2 separate regions of the Homo sapiens genome follow, and region 2 is linked to region 1. A link is a loop called in an ENCODE intact Hi-C map of the cell type or tissue named here. Cell type or tissue: mammary epithelial cell. All regions are shown on one strand. Each heading gives the region's core, and the rest is flanking DNA. Links, peaks and the distances in the headings are about the cores only.

Region 1 (16,703 bases), core at 8,494-10,993:
CAGCTTTGATGAATTTATTAGCTCTAATAACTCTTCTGTGGATTCTTTAGAATTTTCTATATATACTATACTATTATGACATCTTTGAATAAAGAGAGTCCCATTTTTTCCGTTTCTGTTGGATGACTTTTCTTTTTCTTACTTGATTGCTGTCTAGAATGTCCAGTATTATGCTGAACGGAAGTAGTGAGAGCAGCATTCTTGTCTCATGCATGATCGTAGCGGGAAAACTTTCAGTCAGTAAACAGTCATTTACTGTTGAGTAAGATGTTAGCTGTGCGCTTTATCATATATGTCCTTTATCATTTTGAAGAAGTTCCCTTCCTTTCCTCATTTGTTGAGTGTTTTTATCTTAAAAGATTATTACTATTTTTTCAGATGCTTTTTCTGCATGAATTGAAATCATTCTGGGATTTTTCCCCTTCATTCTATTAATATGATTACATTGTATTACATTGATTTTCATGTGTTGAACCACCATTGTATTCTTAGGCTAAAGCCCACTTGGTAGTGGTGGATAATCCTTTTAATATGCTACTGGATCCAGTTTGCTAATATTTTGTTCAGGATTTTTTTTACATCTATATTCATAAGGTATATTGAGCCATGGTTTCCTTTTCTTGCAGTGTCTTTGTCTGACTTTGGTATCAGGGTAATTCTGGCCTCATAGAATGAATTAGAAGTCCGGGGATGGTGGCTTAACGCCTGTAATCCCAGCATTTTGGGAGGCCAAGGTGGGCAGATCACGAGGTCAGGAGATCTAGACCATCCTGACCAACATGGTGAAACTGCATCTAAAATAAAAAAATTAGCTGGGCATGGTGGCACATGCCTGTAATCCCAGGTACTCGGGAGGCTAAGGCAGGAGAATTGCTTGAACCAGGGAGTCGGAGGTTGCGGTGAGCTGAGATCGCACCACTGCACTCCAGCCTAGCGACAGAGCAAGACTCTGTCTCAAAAAAAAGGAATGAATTAGAAAGTGTTCCCTCCTCTTACCTATTTTTTTTTAATAACATCTTGAGAAGGATGAATGTTCATTCTTATTTAAATATTGTATAGGTCACTAATTAAGCCATCTTGTTTTGGGTTCTTCTTTATTGGGAGGTTTTTTGATTAGTGACTCAATTTCATTACTTATTATAGGTCTATTCATATGTTTTATTTCCTCGAGTCAGTTGGGAAATTTGTGTGTTTCTAGGAATTTGTCCATTTAACATAGGTTATCTAACTTGTTAGCATTCAGTTGTTTACAATATTCTCTTATAACCCATACTATTTTTTTGTATGATCAGTAATAATATTCCCACTTTCATTTCAGACTTATAAAGTCTTCTTTTTCCTTAGGTTTTTCAATTGTATTGATGTTTTCAAACAACCAACTTGCTTTAATTGATTTTTCTCTGTTTTTCTATTCTCGATTTCATGTATAGCCACTCTAATTTTTATCACATCCATCCTTCTGCCAGCTCTTTTACTAGTTCCATAAGGTATAAAGTTAGGTTACTGATTTGAAATCTTTTTCTTAATATAGGCATTTTACCTATAAATTTCTCTCTGAGGACTTCATTCACTGTATCCCATAACGTTGCATGTTTGTTTTCATTAGTTTCAGAGCATTTCCTGATTTCCCTTTTGGTTCTTCTTTGAGTCATTGATTGTTTTACAGTGTATTTTGAATTTCCACATATTTGAATTTTCTAGTTTTTCTTTTACTGATTTTTAGTTATATTCCATTTGGTTAGAGAAGATACTTTATGTGCTTTCAGTCTTTTAAAATTTATTAAGACTTTTTTGTGGTTTAATATCCATTCTGTCTTGGAGAATGTTCCATGTGCATTTGAGAATAATATGTATTCTGCTGTTGGGTGGCATATTCAGTATGTGTCTTAGGTCTAAGTGGTTTATATAGTGTTATTTAACTTCTCTATTTCCTTATTTTCTGTCCAGTTCTATCCATTATTGAAAGTGGGGTATTGAAGTCTCCAACATTATTACACATCTATTTTTCCCTTCAGTTTTGTGTTCTTTCTTCATATATTAATATTTTGTGGCTCTGATGCTATATTTGAATCTCTTTATAGGTGTGGTATCTTCTTGCTAGATTGACTGTTTGATCATTATAAAAATCCTTCTTTGTCTCTTGTGATAGTTCCTAAAGTCTTTTGTTTTTTTGTTTGTTTGTTTGTTTGTTTCTGATTTTACCACAGCCACCCTACTATTTGCATGGAATATATTTTTCCTTCCTTCCACCTTCAACTTGTTTCCTTGGATCTAAAGTAATTTTCTTGTAGACAGCTTATAAATGGACTCATTTGGTTTATTCGAATCCATTCTGATAATGCTTGCCTTTTAATGAATGCATTTAATCCATTTACATTAAAGTACTTACTGATAAAGAAGGATTTCTGCCATTTTGCTATTTGTTTTCTATTATGTCTGTATCTTTTTTGTCCTGGGTTCCTCCACTGCTGCCTTTTTGTTGTTGTTGTTGTTGTTTTTATTGTTGTTGTTGGTTTGATTTTTTTGCATTGTACCATTTCAACTCCTTTCTCATTTCCTTTTTTGTACATGTTTTAGTTATTAATGGTTACCTTGGGGATTAAATTAACATCTTGCATGTACAACAGCCTAGTTTGAAGTAATACCAACTTAGCTTCAATAATATCTCAAAACTATGTTCCCGTACATCTCCCTCTCTCCCTTTTTATGTTGTTGTTATGACAAATTACATCTTTATACATTGTGTAACTGTTAACATAGATATATAATTACTGTTTTATGCACTTGTCTTTTGAGTCATATAGGGAAAAAAAGGCAGATTTCTGAACCAAAAATACTGCTGGCTTTTATATTTACCTATGTAATTACTTTTATCAGTGTTCTTTATTTTCTTACATGGGTTTGAGTTATTGCCTCTTGTTTTTTCAGGCTGAAGAACTTCCTTTAGCATTTCTGGTAGTTCAGGTCTACTTGTGACAAATTCCCTCAACTTTTTGTTTATCTGGAAATTCATTAATTTCTTTTTTGTTTTTGAAGGATAATTTTTCTAGATATTTCAGCACTTGAAATATGTCATCCCACTGTTCTCTGGCCTCCATGGTTTCCTATGAAAAGTTGGCTGTCAGTCTTACTTGGGATCTCTTGTATGTGAGGAGTCACATACATCTCTTGCTGCTTTCAAGATTCTCTTCGTTTTTTTGACAGTTTGAACATGATGTGTCTCTGTGTGCATCTTTTAAAATTTATCCTACTTGGAGTTTCTTGGAAGAAAGACTCTTGGCTTTCTCAGATTTGGAAAGTTTGTAACCATGATTTCTTCATATATTCTCTTTTCTCTCTCCTTGCCTTTGGACTTCCATCATACAGACAGGCGTTGGTATTTATGATGTTGTTCCCATAAGTCTTTAAACTGGGTCTATTTTTTTTTCATTCTTTTTTCCTATTTCTTGGATTCCATAGTTAATGAAATCACTCATGTCGAATAGTCACAAACTGTTAATTTGTTGAGTTTTACAGGACAAAAATCTAACAATTGTTAGTTACTTGATTTTGTACACTATATTAGTCAGCATAGCTTAAATCATCACAGTAGAGGATTAAAAACAAAACATGTACCAAGTGTTGGCTCTTAAATCTTCTGTTCAGAAATGACACAAATCACTTCCCCTCATATTTTATAGGCCAAAGTAAATCATGTGGCCACACCTAATTTTAAGAAGGCAGGAAACTGCAGTTCTGCCGTCTGTCCAGATACGAAAAACATTAACATTTACAGTGTGTGTTCCCTTCCCTACTCCATCCCCAATCCATTCCTTAGCATTCATTCCATTATTTCTACGTGCAGACAGAGGTTACTGTGTTAGTCTCTTTAACTCTAATTTTCAGTTGCTTAGAGCCTTAAATATTAGAGTTTGATTATCAGCTCCCTTACTTTCTTAGCTTTGTGATCAAGAGCAAAGTTCTCAATATTTGTACGTTTCAGTTTTCTCTCTGAAAAAGTGGAGATAATTCCTGTCTCAAAAGATTACAAATGATTGGTTGAGAGGATGTGTATAGAACGTTTTGTACACTGTTTCATACATAGTAAATGCTCTATTCCTATTCTCCTGGCATTCAGTGCTTTCATAATCTGGCTTCAACTTATTCTTCTAGCCTCATCTTCTGTGACTCTCTTCCAGTCATCTGATGCTGTACCTTATCAAATTATAGTTGAATTCTAAGTAATAATATTTTTTATGAGAAAGTCAGAATTTTTTTGTTACTGTAATTTTTTAAAGTTTGCTCTATTTTAGTATGTTTGGAAGACAGGATGGAAACTTTCCTGCGAGATGTATCTCTAATTTTATAATGGAAGTCATGAAGAAATTAGAATTTACTTAAATTTGCTTTAAAGTTCTTGTAATACTTTAGTTGTAATAAATGAGAATATTCATATAAAGAAAAACACGGTTTCCAGTTTTAAGATAGGTAATGTGGTTTCAATTCTTTCTCTTGATAATCACCAACAGAAAAAAAGCTGAAATAAAATTCCCATCTTTAATTTAAACTAGAGGTATCTCCAACCCTTGAGCTAAAAATCCAAAGAGAAAGATAAATAACTAAGGAAGAGCATCAAACTTGAGCGCTTAAGAACCTACAGGATACTGATAAAAAGCACCTTGTTTTACCTGCAAACTCAGAAAGGCTTAGAGCTTAGAAGGACTGGTACTACAGAATATAGGAGTGAGGCAGGGGCCATCAACATAGAGATTGCTTGAAAACACTGAATAAGGATTCCTATGTTCCCACCTCACAGGAAATATACTGTCTGGTTTAACAATATGTATTATATTTAACAGAAGAGTGAGATGCTAAAGTTGTCATAGTGCCTCTTTACCCTGCTTGGCTCCAGACTTCTGTCTTTCACGCTTTGATATCCCAGGCAGGTTTGAGGGATCCTTCCTGGAGAAATGGAACCACTGAAGAAAAACTGCTCAACAGGTACTAGTATTTGAAGACCTCAAAAAAGTGCTGGCTGGCCACTACCCTGCTGAAGTCCACCAGTTGACAGCCTGCAGACACGTAGTCACCTTTTTATTGTTAACCTCTAAAATAAGAACAAAGGACTAAACATTGTTAGCCATTTTAGGAAAGTTTCCAGTGTAACTTAGAAACACATACCAGAAAAAAGGAACTTAAAGTAAACAGATACTTGAAGGAATGAAAACAGTTTGAGGAAATAATTAACAACCTTAGACAGATTTTGGCTAATCAAACAAGGTAGGATGGTTTAAGAAAACGGGGGGAGTGGATGAGAAAATTCTCAGAATGAAAAGTACAATAGTAGAAATATATTCAGTAAAAGCATTGAAAGAAACAGTTGAGGAACTTTCCCTGGATATAGAATAAAAGACAAGAATAAGAGAGAAAAGAGAAAATTAGAGTTTAATATGAGGTTTAATATCTAACTGACTAGGAGTTGTAGAAAGAGAGAACAGGGAATGGAGAAGCTTATTATTATATTAAGGAAACAAAACATGTAAATTTCCTAGAGTTTAAACTAAATACATCAGTAGATTGAACAGGTCTACCAGGTGCTCAGTGCAATGATAAACATTCACATACTTGTAGAAAAATTAATTATTTTGAAATTTCAGAACCCATCGGATATATAAAAAGAAGATCCTAGGTACTTCAGAGGAAAAAGAGCTAGTCTGTGAATAGGAATGTCATTGAACTCCACAGCCACACTTGAGAATCTAAAAGGACATGTCCCCAGTGTACTTATCTCCCAGATTCAAAAGTTGTCAACATCCCCCTCTCCCCATGCATGCATACTTTTTAATTATTAAAGCAACTTTCATATACTATATCATTCAACCCTAAATGCTTCTGTTTTGTCTGTAACAGGTAGACATTTTAAGGAAACCAAACCACAATATTATTACCCAACAGAATTAATAGTTTATTAGTGTCATCAAATACTCAGTCTGTGTTCAGTTTTCCCATTTTAACTCAGAGCTGTTATTTTAGGAGTTGGTCTGTTCAAATCAGGACATACGTCTTTTTTGTTTGTTTTCCTTTTTATCTTTATTTTATATATATATATATTTTTATTATACTTTAAGTTCTAGGGTACATGTGCACAATGTGCAGGTTTGTTACATATGTATACATGTGCTGTGTTGGTGTTCTGCACCCATTAACTCGTCATTTACATTAGGTATATCTCCTAATGCTATCCCTCCCTGCTGCCCCCACCCCACAACAGGACCTGATGTGTGATGGTCCCTTTCCTGTGTCCAAGTGTTCTCATTGTTCAATTCCCACCTATGAGTGAGAACATGCGGTGTTTGGTTTTTTGTCCTTGCGACAGTTTGCTGAGAATGATGGTTTCCAGCTTCATCTATGTCCCTACAAAGGACATGAACTCATCCTTTTATATGGCTGCATAGTATTCCATGGTGTATATGTGCCACATTTTCTTAATCCAGTCTATCATTGTTGAACATTTGGGTTGGTTCCAAGTCTTTGCTATTGTGAGTAGTGCCGCAATAAACATACATGCGCATGTGTCTTTATAGCAGCATGATTTATATTCCTTTGGGTATATACCTAGTAATGGGATTGCTGGGTCAAATGGTATTTCTAGTTCTAGATCCCTAAGGAATCGCCACACTGTCTTCCACAATAGTTGAACTAGTTTGCAGTCCCACCAACAATGTAAAAGTGTTCCTATTTCTTCACATCCTCTCCAGCACCTGTTGTTTCCTGACTTTTTAATGATCACCATTCTAACTGGTGTGAGATGGTATCTCATTGTGGTTTTGATTTGCATTTCTCTGATGGCCAGTGATGATGAGCATTTTTTCATGTGTCTGTTAAAGAGCTTCTGCGCAGCAAAAGAAACTACCATCAGAGTGAAGAGGCAACCTACAGAATGGGAGAACATTTTTGCAATCTACTCATCTGACAAAGGGCTAATATCCAGCATCTACAAAGGACTCAAACAAATTTACAAGAAAAAAACAACCCCATCAAAAAGTGGGCAAAGGATATGAACAGACACTTCTCAAAAGAAGACATATGTCTTTTTAAGTTTCCACTGAAAGGAGTCTACCTCTGTGTTGTTTTCTGTCTTAAGCTTTCTAGCCCTATTTGAATTTTAACTTCTGTATATATATTACTTTGGAAAATAAAATTTAACTTTAAAACCAGATATATTAATACATCGAAGACATCTCAGTAAATCATCACAGACTGTGTGTTCAGCAGTTTAAATGTGACTCCTATAAACTAATTACTTTCATGTCCTTTTTACAGGCTGTCACATCAGTCAGACATGTTAGTTGAACACGAACCTGTATGGTTAAACATTAGCTAGTTTAGTCATTTAGACTTAGAAGGAATTAAGTAAGTACTCCAGTTCATAGTAGTAGCAGGATAGAATGGTAATAAATCACCACAAAACTTTATAAGAAAAATAGTCTGTAACAAAAAAATAAGCAAAAATAAGTAAGAAAGAAAACTAAAAAAATGAGCATCAAAATATATTTCCCAAAGCCAGGAACTTTGAAAGCTATTGGACTTGTTTGCCTCTTTGTGCATATTTTAATAGTATCGACAAATTATAGGAATGTACTTGACTGGAAAGGGAGAGATGACATCAGCAGGCTAATTGTTGCCACAAGTGATAGCTGATGGTGAGAGACAGATAACTGTTAAATTCCAGCACAGGCACTGAAGAAGATACTGGTCTACCATGCCATGTGGAGATAAAGAATACAAAACAACCTGTAGTCCTTTGAAGGGTCGTGTGTGACAGTTCAGTTAAGTTGGCATTGACCCAGCACTCTACTGCAGCTATTTGATGCCAGGGATTTAAAATTTTAGGTATTTAGCTACTTATTACTAAGTAACTTGTGAAACATCTCCTAATTGCACCCTTGAATTTCACCTTAATTCTGATTCACACCCAAAGAATAGGAATGAAGGATAAGGTGTGGAGTAAGTAAAGATGAAGCCACACGATTTGGATCACTGGGACAGATACTGTATAGAATGATACTTTTTTCCATAGTTGTCCACCTTAGAAAGGGCCCTCAGGAATTTTAAACAAAATGCCTGTTGGTTCTCTTTAGAGTTAGTTCACTTTTATTTCAAGTGGGTTTTTTTCTCAGATTCTCTGCTCTTCTTCCCACCCTCCTAACACAAATTACATTGGTCAAACATTTATTTCCAATTGATAAGTAGATAATGTCTGCTATAATAGAATTTAAGTCTGTTTTTCATTTGAGAATCTGAAGGATGAATACCTGATTTGTAAGTTTTATTTCATTTACTTTATTTGATTGTATGTGTATTAGCCACAGAATGGAGGCAAATTCAGCATCTTTCTTTAACTCTATGCTGTTTGTTTTAGAGGAAGTCCACAAATGAAGGGGACACCCCATTTTAAGGAAGAACAGTGTGCTCCAGCATTAAATTTGGAGATGAGGAAAATACTGGATTTACAAGCACCCATCATGAGGTACAGTACTTTGGTTAAATTTGACATTGTGTGATGACAGTAGACAATGTAGTTCGTAAATCCCATGACCAACAGGAAAGTTAGTTTAATTTCTTTTAATTCAAGATAACTTCTTAGTTCTGGAAATGCTTGATTAACCCTTATAAGACAATGGAAGTTTTACAGATGGCACTTAATACTTAAATTATTATAATAAAATTGAATATACCAACTATAATCTTATTTTGAAATTTATATTTTATAAGGTCTAGAATTGTTTGATTGAGTGATAACAGTCCATATTTCCCAAAACAATACTGATGAAAGCACACAAGTTGAGGAAAAGAGAAAGTGCCTTTGTTTCCAAAGTTGCCATAAGCTTCTGGGAAGTTTATATACACTTGGAAGAAAGTTACACTTTTTCATCCAAGTATGAATAAAGGTTTTATGACAAAGTGGCCAGAAATACCAGAATACCAAAAATCTATTTTATACCCATTGGTAGAAAAAATCTTACCTACAATTTGGCTTTATTTCTTTAATTGTTGTTCCACTATTGATGTTTTAGTTGTCACTTAGTTTAGCTGCATATCTTTTCCATTGTGTAGATATAAGAAAATTTATTTAAACGATACGCAGCTGTAAAAACATTGAGGACATTCTTTATGGAAAAAAATCTTTCCAAATATGTTGTTGGGTGAAAAAAGCAAAATGCTTATGTTGCTAATGTTTGTTTTTAAAAGGGAGATGAGGTATCTCCATCTTGTTTAAAAGAGAGAGCATGTATTTTTCTGGAAGAATACATAAGAAACTGGGGATGAGAACTGAGTAGCTATGGGACAGGTTTGGGGGAAAAGCTTTTTATTGTGTACTCTTTTTTAATATTGAACTATGTAAATGTATTGAATTATATGAATGTCATGCTACTTTTAAAAAAATCCCTCTGACTCACAGTTCTAAGTAAAGGTTTATTTCACCATTTCTCTTGTTAGAGTACTGTACAGAATGATACTGAAACATTAAAACTATGCAAGTGGCTGGGTATTGTCTTGCCTTGTTTGGTCCATCCCCTTCATATCTTATTCTCATAGAAAAGAACACAATTATTATTTGCTTAAATGTAATCAGTGTTACAGAAGATTGAGTTCAAAGTTACTCATCGCCTTGGTCACAAGGTTATTCATCACTTCACATTTTATTTATTTCAGCATGGGAATCGTTTTCAAGAAAGTAACTTGATACATAAGGAATTCTGAGTGTCTGTAGGTACCAAGAAAAGGTGGAATTGTACAGGCTTGGCTTTCTACCTCCACCTGGTGGGAAACCTTGTATGGTGCATGGAAATAGAATAGAAAAAGAGCCAAAAAGAAAAAAAAACAATTCTGCCATCTTGTCCAAGTTTAACCTGTCAGGTGCTAGGTTTTAATCTATGAATTTAGGTGGTTGGAAATCTGTAAGGTTTCTCTCAAAACTCCAGTGAAATAACTGCATTTCAGAACAAAGTTATCAGCACCTGAAACACATAACTGCTGGAAATTTGAAATTTGCTATAGATTTTAAATCGAGTGAGAAGACATGAAACTTAGATTTTTATAACCAATTATTTTCCCTCCTGTCACCACAAATATAAGTCAGATAAGGCTAGGATATTGGTTATGCTGTTGCTTATAGGGGTAAGAGTACTATCTCATCTTTTATTTTTGATTTGAAGAAAAAATATTAATGTTAAGCATCTAACTTTTGTTATTAATTGAGGATAGAGAATGTTTAGAAGGTAAAAACATAATTTTAATGAGAGTTTCCCCTCCCCTCCCTTCCCCTCCCCTCCCATCCCCTTCCCTACCTCTCTCCCCACTCCTCCGACAGGGTCTCACCTTGTCACCCAGGCTGAAGTGCAGTGGCACAATCACAGCTAATTGCAGCGGCATGATCACAGCTCACTGCAGCCTCAGCCTCCTGGGCTCCAGTGATCTCACCTCAGCCTATCAAGTAGCTGGGACTACAGGCACACGTCACAGCACGCTAATTTTTTGTACTTTATTGTAGAGACAAGGTTTCACCATGTTGTTGAGGCTGGTCTCAAACTCCTAAGCTCAAGCGATCTCCCCTCCTTGGCCTCTCAAAGTGCTGGGATTGCAGGTGTTGAGCCACCACACCCAGCCAAGATCCTAAATTTAAACATACATTTAACACACACGCACACCTGGGATACCACATAGCTCTCATAAAATTAATGAAGTCAATGATTGAAGAGGCTCTCTAAGGATATAACTTAGAGTGTATTTACCTAAATTTTTAAATGTACTCATTAACAGTTGTGATATTAAAAATATTTCAGAACCAGGCTGGGCACGGTGGCTCATGCCTATAATCCCAGCACTTTGGGAGGCCAAGGGGACAGAAGGGCAGATCATGAGGTCAGGAGTTTGAGACCAGCCTAGCCAACATAGTGAAACCCTGTCTCTACTAAAAATATAAAAATTAGCTGGGTGTGGTGGCACACGCCTGTACTCCCAGCTACTCAGGAGGCTGAGGCACAATAATTGCTTGAACCCGGGAGGCAGAGGTTGCAGTGAGCTGAGATTGTGCCACTGCACTCCAGCCAGGGCAACAGAGACTGTGTCTCAAAAGAAACAAAAATTTAAGAACCAATACAGCATGAAAAGACATGGGTTATTAGTTATCGAACAGGGTTCTGACATCGCCCTACTACGCCAATAATGAATCCTTCAGTTGGCCAGATTTTTCTGAGGGAGGGGAGTCAGTTGTAGCAAACACTTAGGTGACTTGGGGCAAGGTCTATTTACCAACATTTATAGAATTATTAGTATTTTAACAACTGACACCAGCTTTTTTATTTCTAAATTTTTTTAGAGGTGGTAGTCTCACTGTGCTGCTCAGTTGGTCTCGAGCTCCTGGGCTCAAGCATTCCTCCTGCCTCAGCCTCCTAGTAGCTGGGATTATAGGCACAAGCCACCACGCCTGGCTCAGCCTTTGTTTTAACAAGTTTGTCCACTTTCAATTAAATGAGAAGGATATATCTATCTCTTCCTGTAGATTATTTATTATGTCTGTCACAGTTTTTAAAAAGCCTATCTGCTAATTCCAATATCAAGATTATCTATAAGTCTATTTATATTGATGGATTTTTCTCTTGACTCTAGGTTACATTTTCCTGTTTATTCACACATCTGGCCAGTCATTTGTTTGTTGCAGCATCACTGATTATCATGTTATAGAGATTATGAACTCTTAATTTTGTCAGACGATTGTTGAGTTTTGTCTAGCAGGTAGTCAGATTACTGGAGGATAACTCTGTTGTATACAGTGATTTTCTAGGGAGATAGGGTTAGGGGAGAGGGAGAATGTAGTTTGGAATAAACGATGCTGACTCCTTCCAAGGAAAATCACTGGTAAACCAGTGACTACTCTGCTAAATTGCCTCTCTTGACATTGTCAACTTGAAGTAATCAAAAGGATCAGATTCTGGAATTAATGCAAGCAGAAAGCTGACCAATCCGGGAGAACAGACTTCAGAAAATGGGGTCAGTGTTCCAAAGTTAAAAGTTCAGTTCTTGCAGGCCAGGCACAGTAGCTCACACCTATAATCCCAGCACACTGGGAGGCCGAGGCGGGTGGATCACCTGAGGTCAGGAGTTCAAAACCAGCCTGGCCAACATGGTGAAACCTTGTCTCTACCACAAACAGAAAAATTAGCTGGGCGTGGTGGCGCATGCCTGTCATCGCAGCTACTCAGGAGGCTGAGGCAGGAGAATCCCGGGAGGCGGAGGTTTCAGTGAGCTGAGATCGCGCCACTGCACTCTAGCCTGGGCAGCAGAGTAAGAGACTGTTTAAAAATAAAAAAAAAAAAAGTTCAGCCAGGCGCAGTGGCTCACGCCTGTAATCCCAGCACTTTGGAGGCCAAGGTGGGTCGATCACCTGAGGTCAGGAGTTCAAGACGAGCCTGGCCAACACGGCGAAACCTTGTCTCTACTAAAAATACAAAAATTAGCTGGGCATGGTGGCGTGCGCCTGTAATCCCAGCTACTAGGGAGGCTGAGGCAGGAGAATCACTTGAACCTGGGAGGCAGAGGTTGCAGTGAGCTGAGATGGTACCACTGCACTCCAGCTTGGGCAACAGAGCAAGACTCCGTCTCAAAAAAAAAAAAAAAAAAAAAAAAAAAGTTCAGTTCTTGCTTATATAGGTGGAAAATAAAGTTTAGTAGGATTATAATGTTTTCTATACAAGGCTGGTTTATGAGTTACAATTTAGTTACAGTTTGTTTTCTTTATGGCTTGTCTTTACAGCTAGTTTTCATTTCCAATTTAAAAAGAGTGTATTTAACATTCCATTTTAAGACAATGTGATAGCCATGAAGTCTTTGTGTAAGAAAGATAAGAGGGAAGTTAATCTACCATGAAGATCAACAGTGAAGAGGGAAGGGGTCTTCCCTGGAGCCCTTTAGTCATTTACAGCATTTATAAAACAATACAGTAAGGAAGAAAGCTAATCTATAATCAGAGAAAGAAAGATGACAGCTGCCTAGATTATAGCTGCCTATTGTGTGACTCAGGCCCCATAATTACATTTCTTTAAGGCTCAAAAGTAATTCAGATTTCCAACAGCTTAGATTTTGAATTACATATTTTCATAGCATATAGTAGTGCATCTAAAACATAAACTTTTTATACTCTACCCACCAAATGATACACATAGATTTTATCACTGAAATATAAATTTGAAATTAATATATAATGCTTTAAAAAGTGAAATGTCTAAAAACTGGGAATTTTAATTGATTACAAATGGCTGTGAAGTTCAAGAAATAGAGCTGGGTAAAGAAACATCTGTTTCTGATCTTTTTCAGTATTTTTATAGTTGGGGAAAAAACAGCAAATTCTACATTAGCTGAAATCTTTGGAGTATGAGTAATTGAAGTCAACTTTCCAAAGAATTAAAGGTTTAGTTTAAGAATTAAAATACTAAAAGACATTTTTTTCATCATTATGGATTAAAATATTTCAGAAATATGCTCTTAAGTATGAAAAGGAATTTAATAGTATTTAATAGGGTATATATAATATACACATAACATTTTTTGTTTTTCCTTATATAGTATTTGATACTTTGAACACTCTTTCTTAAATTCATCTTACTTCCTTGGCTTTCTTGATATCAGTTTCTACTGGTTTCCCTGGTTGTCTTTTTCTTTGTGCCAGTACCTTTGCGGTCTCATTTATGGGTTCCTCTTTCCTCTAACCCTTTCCCTCTTCTTGCCTCCTTTGCACAAATATTTAGTGACAGATTTAACTAACACTGCCCTTGGGGCTGTGCATACAGAGGTGAGCAAAACAGGCTATTTCCCCATTAAAGAAGTAAATGCTGAATATCTTCATAAATATTGATAAGTGATGAGATCATGCTATGTAACTATTTTTGATTTCTTGCCTGAGAAGTCCTCTGAAGACGGAGAATATTTTATTCATCCTCGAATATCCAGCACACAGTATAGCACCTGTCACAGAGGATAGGCTCAGTAAATGTTTGTAGAAGGAATGAACAATGTGAGACTTGCTAATACCTAAGAAATATATTGGCCTGGAACTATACTCCAATACAGTAGCCACTAGTCACACATGAATTTATTTAAATTTACATTAATGAAAAGTAAATAAAATTTCAGTTATTTTATTGCACTAGCCATATTTCAAGTGTATAGTCACCACATACAGCTCATAGCTACTGTTTACAGATAGCACAGATATAGAACATTTCCATCATTATTCAAAGTTTTATTGGACAAGTGCCAGAGCATTGTTACCTCTACACTTAATGGCTCTAGATTGTCATACTGTTATTAGTTGGGTTTATTCATTTTATGGTTTCTCTACCTCTTTTTCTTTCTTTCTGCTATCACTTCTGTTTCCATCTTCTAATTTGCTGTTTCAATATTTGTAGTTTTTAACTAGTTTTATCAGTTATCAAGTTTGTGACTGTGAGTGCCCATAGTCTTTCATTTCTTTCAGGATTTCTGATTCTAGATTGAAATATACATAGATAAAGTTGCAGATAAATGGAGATGTTTTGTAAATGGTTTCATGATCATTTTTGCATGAGTATTCTCTAAAGCAGTTTTAATATTCATACACATTGCTTTCCCAGTATGCTCTCTTAAAAATTAATTGATTCTACCTACAGTTTGCAGTCTGTGTTGGAAGATCTCCTGGTTGCTACTTCTGATGGACTTCTTCATCTTATTCACTGGGAAGGAATGACAAATGGAAGGAAAGCCATTAATCTTTGCACAGTACCCTTTTCAGTAGACCTGCAGTCATCTAGAGGTAGCTATACTTTCTACATGAGGTTGAACCAGTTGTTTAATGTTTGATGTCTAGTTAGGTATCTTCTATGGATGAACACTTCTTTGGAATTACTTATGCAAGGGGAGAGGTGGGCAGAGTATGAGAGGCGGGGTGAGAGAGGCATTTAATAGGAAAGGACAGTTTAATTATTTAGGGTTGTTAGGTCATTATTTTTACCCTTTTAAACTTACAGGTTTTTCTGGCAAAAAGTGAGAGAGTAATTTATTATATTCTTAATCCTATTTCATGTGCTTATTTTTTTCATCAGTAGGTTCATTCCTGGGCTTCACAGACGTACACATCAGAGACATGGAATACTGTGCCACACTTGATGGGTTTGCTGTTGTATTTAATGATGGTAAAGTTGGATTTATTACACCAGTGTCAAGTAGATTTACTGCAGAGGTATGACTTATTTACTTTGAAGGGTTTTTTGTTATTGTGTACTTATTTTATTCTTTGTTATCAAATTCTTCTCTATTTTCATCATTCATGTAAGATTTTAAGGGTTGTTAATTTTTTAATCAAACCAAACATATAAATAGTATAAGTAGACAAAATTCTCTTGGACATGTTAAAGAAAAATAATGATTCCTGTTCTCCTCCCTGCTCTCCTCATGCCTAATTTTCCACTTTTGGAGGCAACTACTTGTTATTCCTTTACTGGTTATTTTGATTTTTAATCTCCACTACTCTGAATATTTCCTTTAATTTTTAGTTCTTAGGCTGTGTTTATTGACTTCTTACTGTTGAAAGTGACCATTTACTTCCCTCTTCCCTGCTTCCACCATACTTATATTCTTCTCATGTTCCCATTATAGTTATTGTGATTTTGATTAGGTTACTATTAATTGTTTATATTTTTATCAATATGTAAGCCCCATTAGTACCGAAACCATGTGGTACTGACGCAGAAGTTTTTGCTCCTTAGTTTAGCTAAAAGCAGGTTCTTGTCACACAGCCAGGAAAGATTAGGCATGCAGACATACTGAAAGGTGAGGAGAGCAGAATTTATTAAAAGCAAGCTCTCAGCAAATAAAGATGATGTCCTGCTAACAGGCTCCCACTTCACAGATTGATTACCAAACCCCAGCACACACGCGCGTGCACACACACACGCTGAAGAGCCCCAGGGTCCTACCCGCTGAACAAGGCGTGAACTTAACCCCATTCTCCTAGTGCGCTTGTGGGCATTATTCAGAAAGAATCACTCAGGAAACGGCAAACGGGCAGTTATTTATCCCTCTGGATCACCAGTTTCATCTGGGACAAGGAGTCCCATCTTTCAGCCTTCAGGCACTTTTTGGGCTTGAAAGTGGGTTTTCACTGGGGACCCTTGGCCAACTCCTGTCTCTGTCAGTATAATTATTTTTCCTTTACTGCAGATTTTTCCTCCTGCTAGGAATTAATGATTGCCTTGTTCTTTACATTTGCTTAATTTTTGTGTACTTATCTCTTACTCAACCCAAACTGTCAGTTGTGTAAATATCCTCCCAGCTTTTTCAAACATATTAGCTGTTCTGTTCATTTCATCTTTTTTGTTTTCTTTTTTTTTTTTTTGAGATGGAATTTTGCTCTTGTTGTCCAGACTGGAGTGCAGTGGCACGATCTCGGCTCACCACAACCTCCGCCTCTCGGGTTCAAGCGATTCTCCTGCTTCAGCCTCCCGAGTTGCTGGGATTACAGGCATGCACCACCACGCCCGCCTAATTTTGTGTCTTTAGTAGAGACGGGGTTTCTCCCTGTTGGTCAGGCTGGTCTTGACCTACCAACCTCAGGTGATCCACCCACCTCAGCCTCCCAATGTGCTGGGATTACAGGCGTCAGCCATGGTGCCCAGCCCATTTCATCT
Region 2 (14,002 bases), core at 2,767-5,266, 110 kb before region 1:
AAACAATCAAAGTAGGAGGAAATAGATAACAGAGATAAAAACAGAGGTTCAGAAAAAAGTAAACAAAGCTACAAAAAAAGAATCCACAAAATTAAAAGTTTTATTTTATAAACAGAACAATCTCTGCTGAGATTGAGCGAGGAAAAAAAAAGAAGGCACAAATAAGCAATATTAGAATAAAAAGGGACCTAATCACAGACAAGGCAAAGATTTTTTTAGATGAGCTACTCTGAATCAATTTAGGCCACATATTCAAAAACTTAGGTGAAATGGGCAAATTCCTAGAAAACTATAATTTACCAAAACTTACTCAAAAACAGAGAACCTGAATTGTTTTGTATCTACCAAAGAAATGCAATCAATATTTTTAAATCTTCCCACAAAGAAAATATTTAGTTCAGATATGTTTACAAATTACTTACACCTAGGTTTCAAGAACGAGATCATTCCAATCTTTAAAAATGTCCTATAAAACAGAAAAAGAGGGACTATGACACAATTCACTCAATGATATTAACGTAACCTTGATAGCAAAACCAAAGAAGGACAGGACAATAAAGAAACCTTTTGAACCAATCTCACTCATAAACATAGCTACAAATTCAAATTAAATACTAATGAAACAAGCTTAGGAGTTTATTTCAAATAGATAATACATCATAAACAAGTTGAGTTTAACCAGAAATGCAAGCGCAGTTAAACATTAGGAAATAAAAAATATGGCTAGGCATGGTGGCTCACACCTGTAGCCCCAGTGCCTTGAGAGGCCAAGGTGGGTGAATTACTTGAGCCCAAGAGTTAGAGACCAACCGGGGCAACATGGTAAAACCCCGTCTCTACCAAAAAAAATACAAAAATTAGCCAGGCTTGGTAGCACATGCCTGTAGTCCCAGCTACTTGGGAGGCTGAGGTGAGAGAATCACTTGAGCCTGGAAGTGAAGGTTACAGTGAGCCAAGATGGCACCACTGCCCTCCAGCCTGGGCAACAGAGCAAGACCCTGTCTCAAAATAATAATAATAATAATAATAAAGAAAAGAAAATATAAAAATATAATTCATTGGCCAGGCACAGTGGCTCATGCCTGAAATCCCAGCACTTTGGGAGGCCAAGGCAGGTAAATCACCTGAGGTCAGGAGTTTGAGACCAGCCTGACCAACATGGTGAAACCCTTTCTCTGCTAAAAATACAAAAATTAGCCAGGTGTGGTGGCACACACCTGTAATCCCAGCTACTCGGGAGGCTGAGGCACGAGAATCGCTTGAATCCAGGAGGCAGAGTTTGCAGCGAGCTGAGATCGCACCATTGCACTCCAGCCTAGGCAGCAAGAGTGAAACACCATCTCAAAAACCAAACAAACAAACAAACAAACAAAAATATATATATATATGTAAAATTTACCGCATTAACAGACTACAGGGGAAAAATATGATAATCTCAAAAGATGCAGCAGATAATGAGCAGACTTATTAAAATCAGGAACAAGACTTAGAAGTCCTATTTACTTCTACTCAACATTATAGTGGATTTTCTAAGTGCATTAAGACAAGAAAAAGCAGCAACAAGTACAAAGATTGGGAACAGCAATAAAAGGTAGGAGTATTGGAATATACTTCATTCATAAGGATATAATTCTCTAAACAGAAAGTCCCACAAAATCTACAGGCAAATTCTTGGTAATAATAACAGAGCTGGCCAGGTGTGTGGCTCACGCCTGTAATCCCAGCACTTTGGGAGGTCGAGGAGGGCAGATCACCTGAAGTCAGGAGTTCCAGACCAACCTGATCAACATGGAGAAACCCCATCTCTACTAAAAATACAAAATTAGCCAGGCGTGGCAGCACTCGCCTGTAATTCTAGCTACTCAGGAGGCTGAGACAGAAGAATCGCTTGAACCCGGGAGGCAGGGGTTGCGGTGAGCCAAGATCATGCCATTGCACTTCCAGCCTGAGCAACAAGAGCAAAACTCTGTCTCAAAAATAAATAATAATTTAACAATAACAGAGCTAACCAACATGGCTGAATAGAAGACCAATACGCACAACCAAATATATTTCTAAGCATTGGCAACAAACAGAAAATTTAAAAAGTATAAAAGCAGTTTACCATATGATATGGTTTGGCTATGTCCCCACCCAAATCTCATCTTGAACTGTAACTCCCATCATTTCCACATGTCTTGGGAGGGACTCGGTGGGAGGTAATTGAATCACGGGGTTGGGTCTTTTCTGTGCTGTTCTTATGAGAGTAAATATCACGAGATCTGATGGTTTTATAAGGGGGAATTCCTCTACACAAGCTTTCCTTACCTGCTGCCATGTAAGACATGACTTTGCTCCTCCTTTGCCTTCTGCCATGATTGTGAGGCCTCCCGAGCCACGTGGAACTGTGAGTCTATGAAACCTCTTGTTCTTTATCAATTACCCAGTCTCTGGTATGTCTTTATTAGCAGCATAAAAGACTAATACACCATAACAACAAAAAAGTATAAATTACATCTAATGAAGTTATAGGAGACCTATATGGAATAAATTCTAAAACTCTATTTGATAAACATCAGAGAAGATCTACTATAGAAATAAATAAAAGACGACATTCAAAACGAAGACTTTCTATTGTGAAGTTACCAGTTTTTCCCAATTTGACCTACAGATTCAGTGTAATTTGATGCCAAATCACACTTTTTTTCCCAAGAAACTAAGAAGCTGATTCTAAAATTCCTATGGATGAACAAAGGTCAAAAATATAACAAAGACTCTTTTGGAGAAGAACAAGGTAGGAGGTATGCTTTATCCTGTTTGAGGACTTTGATTACAAAGTTAATTAAGAGAGTGGTATTAACGCTGCAATACACAAATGGGTTAATGGTATAGTAGAGACTTGGGAAACAGAGCCACACATATTTGGACATCATATATAACAGAGGTGGTATTGTATATAATCAAGAAAGGGAGAATTAGTCAATAAGTGGTGCTGGGAGAATATGGGGAAAAATGAAACTGGATTCCTACCCAACATGATACGTAAGTCAATTCTAGATGCATGCAAGACTTGGATGTGAAAGCTGATATTTTAAACATCTATAGGATAATATCTTTAGTTTCCTGGGGTAAAGAAAACACATACAAAACAAAAACAGGCTTGTCTGAAACTGAGAACACAAAACACCCCAAAAAACTTATCTAAAACTGAAGAGATTAACAAATTTGACTTTCTATTTTTCAAAATACTCCAAACAAGAATTTGTAGACAAGCGACAAGCCAGTAGTAGATATTTGCTATATATAACTAGTGGTACGCCCATACATGTTTTAAAAACCTAGCTTTGCAGAGATGAAAAAAGCCATGATTTGTTGGGTTTGATTCTTTTCAAGGTGGAAAAGTTTATTTCAAGCCACCAACATGATGTTGCTAAACATGAAGTTAGGAAGACATACACAAAATCTCTCAGACGAGTCTACACAAGCCAGCTCCAGTACACCACTGCATATAACACTAAAGGATTTGTTTCCAGAATGCATGAAGAACTCTTTCTATTTATCAATAATTAAATGACAAACAATGCCACAAAAAAGGGAGGCATGAATAGTCATTTTGCAAAAGAGGAAATATGAATGAAGAAAAAATACATGAAAAGATTCTCTACTTCACAGTGATCATATAAATGTAAATTAAGATTATAATGAGTAAACATATTATACTCTCCTGATGAACTAAAGTTAAGTATTACTGCTGGGTGCAGTGGTGGATGTCTGTAGTCCCAGTTACTTAGGAGGCTGAAGTAGGAGAATCACTTGAGCCCAGGAGTTTGACTCTAACCTGAGCAACATAGTGAGACCCTGTCTCTAAAAAACATTTAAAAAGAAATATTACTATATTAATTTTTCCCAAAGACAGATCAACGGGAACTCTTAAACAATGCTGGTGTGAACATAAATTGGCACAACCACCCTGGAATAGGATTTGGCATTATCTTACAAAGTTAAGTACTGTACATTCTACAATCCAGCAATATGTAAGCTCAGGTATATATTGTAGAGGAATGCTTGCACAAGTGCACCAGAAAATATGAACATGAATATGCACAGTAGCACTTTTTGTTAAAAACATAACAACCCAAATGTAATCAGTCAAGGTTTGTTCATAGAAGTAGAACTACTAAGATAAATTGACAAAACGGATTTAGAGACTTGACTGTATGCAATTGTGGAAGCTGGTTATACTCTCTAGGGGAGGCTGTTGTTTCTGTGTCTAGTGCTGGAGCTGAAGTTCACAGGACCAGTGGTCAGGAGGTAGAGAGCAGGAAGCGAGGACAAACTGGAATCCATGAGGATGGACTGGAATCTGCATTGGTCTCTCACCACCTCCAAACCTCTGGTGGAGGAGGAGTTAAACACACCTCTGACCCAAGAGTTAGAGAAGCTGAAGCATAAGATCCACAGGAGCTGGAGGAGCTATGGACCCTGCACCTACCTCCTGAGTGTTAGGAAATACAGCTAATTTCTTCACTTTCACTTTCCACATCAGGCAGAAAATGTCTCTCCAGGTTCATCTAGTCTATTTTCATATGAGAAGTTTAAGAGGCCCAGAGAAGTGAAGTGACTTGTTACCTAGAAGCCTGTTTTTAAAAAAAAAAAAAGTCTTATGCATCTGAAACTCTTCGTAAGAGAGTGCACGTCAGTATTTTTGATCTAGGTACAGGCTGTCCGAGGGATATTCTTGACTCATGTTCTTTTGCCAGTTGCCTCTGATTATATCACATAAGAGGGCTTAGGCAGCTTTGCAATAATAGTTCTACTAATTATTCTCCAAAGGAAATTCCTCATTCCACTGCAAATAGATGTGATCTTAAGACTGATTTCCCCCAGAATCACTACAATATACTCTTATCTAAATTTGAGCACAGCATCTAAATATTCATTTTATTTAAATGTGAATTGCTGCATTCGAGCTAAGGCCGAGTTCTCCATACGAGATCCAAATTTGGTACCAATTTGGTAACCATAATCCATGGTTACTCTGTGACTACTAATCTGGGGGAAAAAGAAAACACTCTTTGGCAGAAGAGGATAAGTACATTCCTAATTTTCATTTCCAGATTCTTAGCCACTCATCCAGGATGAATGTTAAAACCATTATCAAAACATAGCCTTAGAAATAAAATTGTTAGGGAGATAATAATAACTCTTTGTCAATGAATTTATTTTGAGCAATAATAATACAACAAAGTTCCAGTACTGCGAAAAAGTTTGGCTAATCTCAAGAACATTATAGCATATGCAACTTGAAGTAATTTCTTTATCTAAAAATATTGGGCCAAAAGAAACTAATTAGAGTTTAATGTAATTTTATATTAAGTGTCTTGCTGTGGTTTTAAGATTTTCAGTAATATACTTTATTTTAAATCATCTCAGTGATTTAAAAGAGTAACACTTTTAAATGATAAAAAAATTTTAATCATTTATCATTTTAAATGATAAAAATAAATTTTGAGTGGGAAACCCTTTTCATAAAGAAAAAAGAAAAAAAGAAATTTTTATCATTTTTAGTTTCACAAAATAACAAATTGGAAGGTAATAATGTAAATTTGTAAGCTTTTCGCTGCAAAAAACTGTCATAAAAATCTTTAGATGGTGTGTTTCATTACTGACTTTAAAATAAAATTTAATATAAAAATATAATTCATAGCTAACTTTTTCTGAAATGTGTTTCTTTTTTTACAAAGTGAGATGTATCAGTACTTCTTTCGTTTCTATGCAATAATATTGTCACTCTCCCTTTTCTTTTTTATTAACTGATTTGGACTCTATTTCTAAGATAGCGTATAACAAAATGCCCCCAAAACCCACAACTCACAATTTTATGGATACTCTACCTATTGGGATATATTCCAATATGGTTATCATGTAGAAACCTCAAAAGAGAAAGGCTAACTTCCTCCTGTAAAGGAGTGATCATTACCACCACCAATCAATTGAACAAAGCCACTTCCACACAGTCAATAAGCTGCTTTGACTTTTTCTTGTTCTCACTTTTCTGGGTCTAGACTTGGGGAGTTAAAGTGTTAAGGTCTATGTACTTTGGCCATGGGTAACTGCCACAAATTGGGTTCTCAGTGAAGCACAGTCTGGACAGAGATTGGGGTGAAGGAATTTTATTAGGGAGTGTTCTTGGGATCAAACCAGTCCACTGCCTGGTCTTAGGACAATAGTAAAGAGGGGAATAGCGCCCTCCCCCACAGGCCAAGGGAAGACAAAATTAGCAGGATGTAAGATCTAGCTATTCTTCCCCATGTGGAGATTCTCCTTCCAGTGAACTTTGGAGAACCGTTTATTTTTATTAAGAAAGGCAACATTTTTTGACATGTACAAAGCACTTTCCTATATTTTTATTTTTTAATTTTTGATTTCCATAGGTTTTTGGGGAACAGGTGGTGTCTGGTTACATGAGTAAGTTCTTTAGTGGTGATTTGTGAGACTTTGGTGCATCCATCTCCTGAGCAGTATACGCTGAACCCAATTTGTAGTCTTTTATCTCTCACCCCCTTCCCACTCTTCCTCTGAGTCCCCAAAGTCCATTGTGTCATTCTTACGCCTTTGCATCCCCATAGCTTATCTCCCACTTATGAGTGAGAACATATGATGTTTGGTTTTCCAAGGGAAGGCAATATTTTTATTAGGGGTCTATAAATATTAGTGGCTGTTTTTTAAAATTTGGTATTTCAACTGTAGTCTTCATGATCAGTGATTTAGAAAAATACCATATTGTACTGAAATAAATTTGCTATATATTTATTTCAGATTCTATATTAAAAATTGAAAAATTAGTGTTTTCTGCTGTTTGGAAAATACAGTAAATTTTCTTCTCTAAGTTTTCTTTTGCTAGAGTTTTTATGTGATGTCACGGGCCTCTCCATGCCCTTTGCATTCTCTTCCAAAAATCTGTTCTTGCTGTCAGTTAAGTGGAAATGGTTAGCAACGAAGCAAAATCAAAGTGGACCCACCCAGCTTTTATATCCTGCATGGCTGAGCTTTAATGAAAGTTTGAGTTTTTCCAAAAGTCTGGTCTCTACTGACTGGGAATGAAAAACATTTGGAAAAAAATGCCTTGAGCATGTGAACCATGTAATTTCATTTGAACTAAGGAATTCCAAAAATACTTTGCTTATTGGAAGGGCAGTTATATTGCTGCATTAGAACTTGATATTGAGAAGGATAAGTACTAGTTCTTTTCTCCCTTTTTCTCATAAACATTAAAAAACTTAGACTGAGTGGCTGGGTAGGAAAATAGTGTAAAGAGGCTAAGTTGGACCACCAGGTGGGCTTGCTCTAGAACCTATTCCTTCCTTAGGAGATCCATCTACTCTTCCGGGTTCCATAGAGCCCCACGCAGCTTGAAGCAACCCACTCTGCACTGATGACAATGCAGGGCTTCATCTGGCCATATCTTGATGACTACTTGAACTGAGGCCCAGTCCTTTAGTCAGTTCTGCTCACCGACACCAGTGTAAATGCTATGCCAGTAGCAAAACTGGAATTGCTGGGTCCCTGCTGGGCAATCTGGCCAGAGAACAAAGTAGGTCCTGTTCAGTTTTATGTCTCCATGAGGGGATCAGGTGTTAATATTATTAACTAGCATTTTTGGGAATATGTACTATGTGCTAGTCACAATACTGGATACTTTTACATGGATTACATTATTCAATCTCCGTAACAATCCTCTATGGAATTTTGAAGCTTAGAAAGGTTAAGAAATCAGGTTTTGAAACCAATCAGTCTGACTCCAAAGCCTTTGATCTTCTTTCCTATTTTGTAATCCCTGGCTTTTAATCATGGGTCTTAGTGTACTAGATTGGGATCACAGATAGCAGTGTGGCAGATACAGTTGGTGCCCTGCCCATGTCTCCTGAGCCTTACCAAGTGCCAGCAGCTGGACCATCTTGCTTAATGGCCTTCTCTGGTGGCTGGAGCTCCATATGTGAGCATAGGTTTGAGGAGATGTAATGCCTTAAGTGCAGCCTTTAACTAATGATTGATAGGAGTTGGGGTATGAATACTTCAGCTCCTTTGCTACTCTGGTAGAGTAACTCAGAGGCATGAATTTTACACTGGTACCCAAAATTCTCCAGAGGGATTAAGTCCATTACCCACAGTACTAACCCACTTGAAAACATGCCCTTTTTATTGATTGCCTTCCCTCTTTGTCTCACTTCCCTTGCCCATATTTCCTGAGATCACTACCCAAGTAAGCTACTTGTGTACATATTAATGCCTTAGGATCTGGCTTCTGGGGGAACCAAAACTAAGACAAAGAGCAAAGAAACGGTGGACCTATGAAGAAGGAGGACCCAGTTGGAGTGGATGGGGCAATGCTGGAAGGAAAGCATGGGGTTGCAGTCTCTAGGAAGAAGCCTCTGATGATGGTTTCCTGTTCTTGAAGCTGACAGTGTCATTGTGAGACAGGAGACAAAGGTTTTGGGGGATTATTGAATATTGACACACTGGATGGTTCTTTGATTGCTTGATTGAATGGAATTTCTTTCAGAAGTTCTCTCTTGGTCTGTTCTTTTCAAATGTATTCTATATTTACCCAAGTTTAATAAGAAGAGATTCCAGAAAATGCAACCATTAATAACTGGAATAATGAAAGAAAATGCTAACACGTTAAAAACAGAACATTGAGTAAATGGTCATAAGTAAATGAAAGACAAATGTATATATATAATTTTGGAGGATGTATAATTTACTCATATGGCCTGAATGTGGTAATACTATGTATCATATTTCATGCAAACATAAACTGAATGAGGCTTTTTTTTTTTTTAAGACAAAGTCTCCCTCTGTCACTTAGGCTGGAGTGCAGTGGGGTGATCTCGGCTCACTGCAACCTCCGTCTCCCAGGTTCAAGCAATTCTCCTGCCTCAGCCTCCCAGGTAGCTGGGACTACAGGCGCGCACCACCATGCCTGGCTATTTTTTGTATTTTTAGTAGAGACGGGGTTTCACCATATTGGCCAGGCTGGTCTCAAACTCTTGACCTCGTGATCCACCCACCTCGACCTCCCAAAATGCTGAGATTACAGGCATGAGCCACTGCGCCCGGTCAATGAGGCTCTTTTATACCACTTTTACTACACTTATAGGATCATTTCTCAACTTGTGACTCTATCATCTTTACTGATTAACTGGACATCCAGTGGTGCCCAAATTTTCAGGGAATAACATGGGCATGGGCAAAATCTTGCCTTGTTAAGGTTAATGGTATTGTAAATTGTTAACTATTGCATTTAGGTCGGGCATGGTGGCTCACCCCTGTAATCCCAGCACTTTTGAGTGGCCGAGGCAGGCAGATCACTTGAGGCCAGGAGCTTGAGACCAGCCTGGTCAATATGGTGAAACCCATCTCTACTAAAAGTACAAAAATTAGCCAGGCATGGTGGCAGGCACCTGTAATCCCAGCTACTGCAGAGGCTGAGGCACAAGAATCACTTGAACCCAGGAGGCGGAGGTTGCAGATTGTGCCACTGCACTCCAGCCTGGGCGACAGTGAGACTGGAAAAAAAAAATCAATTGCATTTACACATTTTAATATCTGTCATTAATTTTATATATTCAACTTCATGTCCGCATTAACCAAGTTTTGCCTGAGACATCATACTTAAATTTACATGGCTGTTATAATAATCTGAAACAAATTGGTTTTTGAAGCAGTCGCTTGGGGTATTGTTAACACATTCATGAAGAGCAAACTTAGAAATGCCCATTATTTTTTATAAAATCTGTAGATTCAGAGAGGAAAATAAAGTTGTAAGTAGACATTTCTTCTTCTGAATACTCCAACCACAAGAAGGAACTGTATGAGCAATAACAGAATATTTTGAGATAATCTTTAGAGTATCTAAGCACTCAATCCCCATTCATTGAGTCTTGAAGACGCCCAATATGCTCACCACATTCCAGTCAAACAGCACTTTCACCAGAGATTTGAGTTACAGAGCTGGATAACCCCTCAATGCTTTTTTTTTTTTTTCTTTAGATGGGGAGTCTCGCTCTGTGACCTAGGCTGTGGTGCGATCTCGGCTTACTGTAACCTCTGCCTCCTGGGTTCAAGCAATTCTCCTGGCTCAGCCTCCCAAATAGCTGGGATTACAGGCGTGCACCACCACACCCAGTTAATTTTTGTACTTTTAGTAGAGACGGGGTTTCACCATGTTGGCCAGGCTGGTCTTAACTCATGACCTCAAGTGATCCACCCACGTCAGCCTCCCAGAATGCTGGGATTACAGGCATTAGCCACCACGCCCAGCCACCCCTCACTGCTTTTTAACAAATACTAACAGGTAAACTGTTTATCTGCTTGATCATAGAAGAACATGGACTCAATGATGAAGTATATATAGGCAATGGTCAACTTTGTTTTCTAATCCACACATACAGCTGATTTAAACCCATGTTTTCATTTACTGGTCAAGATAAAAATATGGAGGGAGTCTTGCTATTCATGCAAACATTTTTGTCTTTACCACACAGGAATCCTCAGAAAACCTCTGAGAACAATATGTTTGCTTGGAGTTAGAGAGGTGTCCAGTTAGGGGAGATGTTGGGACACTTTGCTCCCTTCCTACAGAAGGGATTCCCAAGTCCTACAGAAGAAGATTCCCCTCTAATGGAAAGCAGCACGTAGTGGCAGCATAAGCTAAGAAAACAATCAACTCCTAGGAAACTGTGGAGGACAGTAAGAGCCTGTAGCGCATTACAATGGGCATCCTGAGAAAGTGACCAGGGTACAGGGAGATTCTGCCTTTGGTGTATTATATATTAAATGATGTGGATGGATTAATGTTGTTAAAATATGGAGACTTCTTCCCCCGCCCTTACTCTTCAGCCCCAGTCCCTCCCCTCCTCACCCCCTTCAAAAAAGAAAGAAAAAAGAAAAAGAAAGAAAGAAAATGGTGTTAAAATATGATCCTATTGTTAAATGTTAACTCTTTGATTCATTTATAGCCTTCAACATCATACCTGGGTGATGTGATTCCTTCTTCCCTCTCTTACTTTTACATCCATGGATGTATGCCACAGAAAGATCTACAGCACTGTTTATTTTCAAGAATTCACATGACCCTTTAGATAAATTATTGTTTTCATTTTTGCCTAAGATACACAAGATATTATTCTCCAAGTAAATGTGAAAATACTGATTTCCTTCATTTCTTTAGCAAAGTAATTTTATACATGAAGGATTGAGTAAAAACAAATACCTTAGGAGTTAAAAAAAATGTAGTTAATAAGACAGCCTGACATAAATTATTATATACATTTAGTTGGTGAGAAAATAAGTTTGTGGAAAGAGATGGTATAGTGAAGTTGATAAACTTGGGGATTCTGGGTTCAAGTTTTGACTCCATCACTTTCCAGCTCTGTGAGCCTTGAGCTTCTCTAAGCCCCAATTTCCTCATCTGTAAAATGGGGATAATATGTATCTCATGTGATTGTTGAGAGGATAAAAATTAAATAATGTAAAATGCTTAGAGCAGTATCTAGTACATAAGTGCAGAATAAATGCTAGTTACTGTTATAATTTATGTAACAGTACCAATCATTAGACACAAAGTTCTTTGTGACTAATCCACAATATACCACTAAAGGCACAGATTAATGCCAGTGCCTGGTTTCTAGCACTTAAAAAAATAACAACCTGGTATGACAGATATTAACATTTCCACCTGCAGGTAAAAAAACGGTTAAAGGTAACTTAGGGCTAGCAGGGCAATATGAAGGTGATCAGCAGGGGCCAGGTGGTCAGGTTTAACTTGCCCATAATTGCTATTGAATGACCCAAGGTCACTTCCACTACTTGGTCTTATCTGGTTTTCACAGCACAATTTTTACATCCTTAGACAGCTCTCTCATTAGGAAATCAAGAAAATTCAGATCTGCTGGAGAAGGGATCATGGCCATATCTCCCAGGAATCCAGTGCACTTTTTGACTTGTTTACAAACTAACAGAAGGTTGAGTACAGAGATTCCAGACCATATTCAAAGTACACACCGGACACTTTTTTTTCCTCCTAAAGAAATGTCAACCTTATTAATATGCATGAGACTCATAGTGGATATTTGTTAAAAATGCTAATTCTTGGGCCATACCATCAACATCAAGGACTCCGGATTCAGAAAGCCTGGGACTTGGCCAAGGAATCTGTATTTTAAATATATCTCTAGACAATTCTGATCCAGATGACTGGACCACACTTTGGGAAAACTGATCTCCTTGATAACAAATTAACAATTTTAAAAATAGTACTTATTATTTTTTGATGATAAAAGAAAAATTAGAAAGTGCTCAGAACAGAAAAAATTAATAATTATATTTTCAGGAGATGATGACTGCAAATATAGCTGTCCTAATTTTTTTAAATAAAAGACAATAAAGGAAATAATGTATTTTGGGGGGCATTTGGTAGCCATTTTTCCATATCTCTTTTCAAGTTCTTACATTCAAGTGTATTGGTTGTTCAGTTTCACAGGTATATTCCTTTTATACCAACTCTTAATGGCTTTTATAAATGATTTCTATGTTTGAAATATATATAAATTTACTCTATGAAATCCACTTATATTCTTGTTGGGTCAGGAGATTGGACTGGATGTGTTTAAGGCCCATTCTGACTAAGATGTCATACTTGTAAGATTGTTATAACTCTTTTAAGTATAAGGAATAACCCCATTCAAACTTGACAGATAATTTAAAATTATATCCCCCAAAAGTTAAAGATTTCCTCTTGGGGTTTGACCTTTTATGCAGATCTCCTGATGTGACAGTATATCAAAGGTAGTAACATTTCTCCAAAGGTGATACACAAATGGCCAACAAGTATATGAAAAAATGCTCAACATCACTAATCATCAGAGAAATGCAAACCAAAACCACACCCATTAGGATAGCTATCATTTAAAAGCAAAAACAAAAACAAAGCCTGAATATAACAAGTGTTAGCAAGGATATGGAAAAATTGGAACCCATGTGCACTGTTGGTGGGATTGTAAAATGGTGCAACCACTATGGAAAAGAGTATGGAGGTCCCTAAAAAATTTGAAAAGTAGAAGTACCATATGATTCAGCAATCCCACTTCTGCGTATATATCCAAAAGAATTGAAAGTAGGGTCTCTAAAAGATATTTGCACACCCATGTTCGTAACATCACTATTTACAATAGCCAAGATTTACAACAGCCAAGTTGTGGAAGCAACTCAAATGTCCATGGACGGATGAATGGATTAACAAAATGTGCTATATACATGCAATGAAATGTTATTCAGTCTTAACAAGGAAAGATATCCTGTCACATGCTACAACACTGATAGACCTTCAGGGCATTATGCTAAGTGAAACAGGCCAAGCACAAAAAGACAAATACTGTATGATTCTACTCATATGTGATATCTGAAGTAGTCAAATTCACAGAAACAGAAAGCAGAATGATGGTTATTAGGGTCTGGGGAAAAGGAGGAAAGGGAAGTTGATGTTTCATGGGTATAGAGTTTCAGTTCTGCTAGATGAAAAAAGTCTGTCATGATTGGGTAATGAATTTGACTCTAAGTTCACTGATACATACAGGAGATAATGGACTGACACAATGAATATGAAATTTTGGCTAAATTATTGAAGGCATATTTGTCTGAATAGAGAGTAGGGTGGGAATCTCAGAATTATAGGGTTAAAAATGTCTTGTTCCAACTCCTCTTGCCATTTTAGTAAAGAATACACACTGAAAATGCAGGTATGACTTTTTTTTTTTATACTAGAGAACTGATAGGGACATGGTCAAACACAATTGTTACTGTTGGCTAATTTATGTAGAATCAATTCTGTTTCCAATCAGTTTTCATTTCTAAAAAGACTAAAGTGAAGAGCAAACATAACGACCCTTCCCATTTTGCTTGGTTAGCAATAGTAGGCTGTTTGGCTTTATTTTCCAGTTTGTGCTAATGCTCCAGCCCAGAA

What was found. Hi-C counts contacts between places; a loop is a spot of excess contacts. Peaks named below come from ENCODE experiments on the same cell type or tissue, not always from the same donor. Only the 100,000 strongest peaks of a DNase experiment are listed, where the experiment ranks them.
Region 2: a loop joins it to region 1, with 13 times the contacts of the local background. A loop is called at or near these places in 9 of 110 quality-filtered maps.

Annotation. Positions count from the first base shown.
Region 1 is chr9:5,705,495-5,722,197 of GRCh38, forward strand. RIC1 (RIC1 partner of RAB6A GEF complex) reads left to right here. Exons shown (of 26, transcript NM_020829.4): 4 at 8,402-8,509; 5 at 14,688-14,830; 6 at 15,120-15,256. LOC124902115 (a long non-coding RNA gene) reads right to left here and starts at 14,692. Exons shown (of 2, transcript XR_007061409.1): 1 at 14,381-14,692; 2 at 13,525-14,004. In mammary epithelial cell, for the core only: a CTCF peak has its summit at 9,807 (motif pointing left); no DNase peak of the experiment used is centred there; H3K27ac peaks cover 260 bases.
Region 2 is chr9:5,604,470-5,618,471 of GRCh38, forward strand. The region is part of intron 1 of INCR1 (interferon stimulated noncoding RNA 1); the gene reads right to left. Among named protein-coding and RNA genes, the nearest start is that of RIC1, 18 kb to the right of the region's middle. RefSeq lists an enhancer at 4,555-4,604. In mammary epithelial cell, for the core only: no CTCF peak of the experiment used is centred there; no DNase peak of the experiment used is centred there; H3K4me3 peaks cover 352 bases.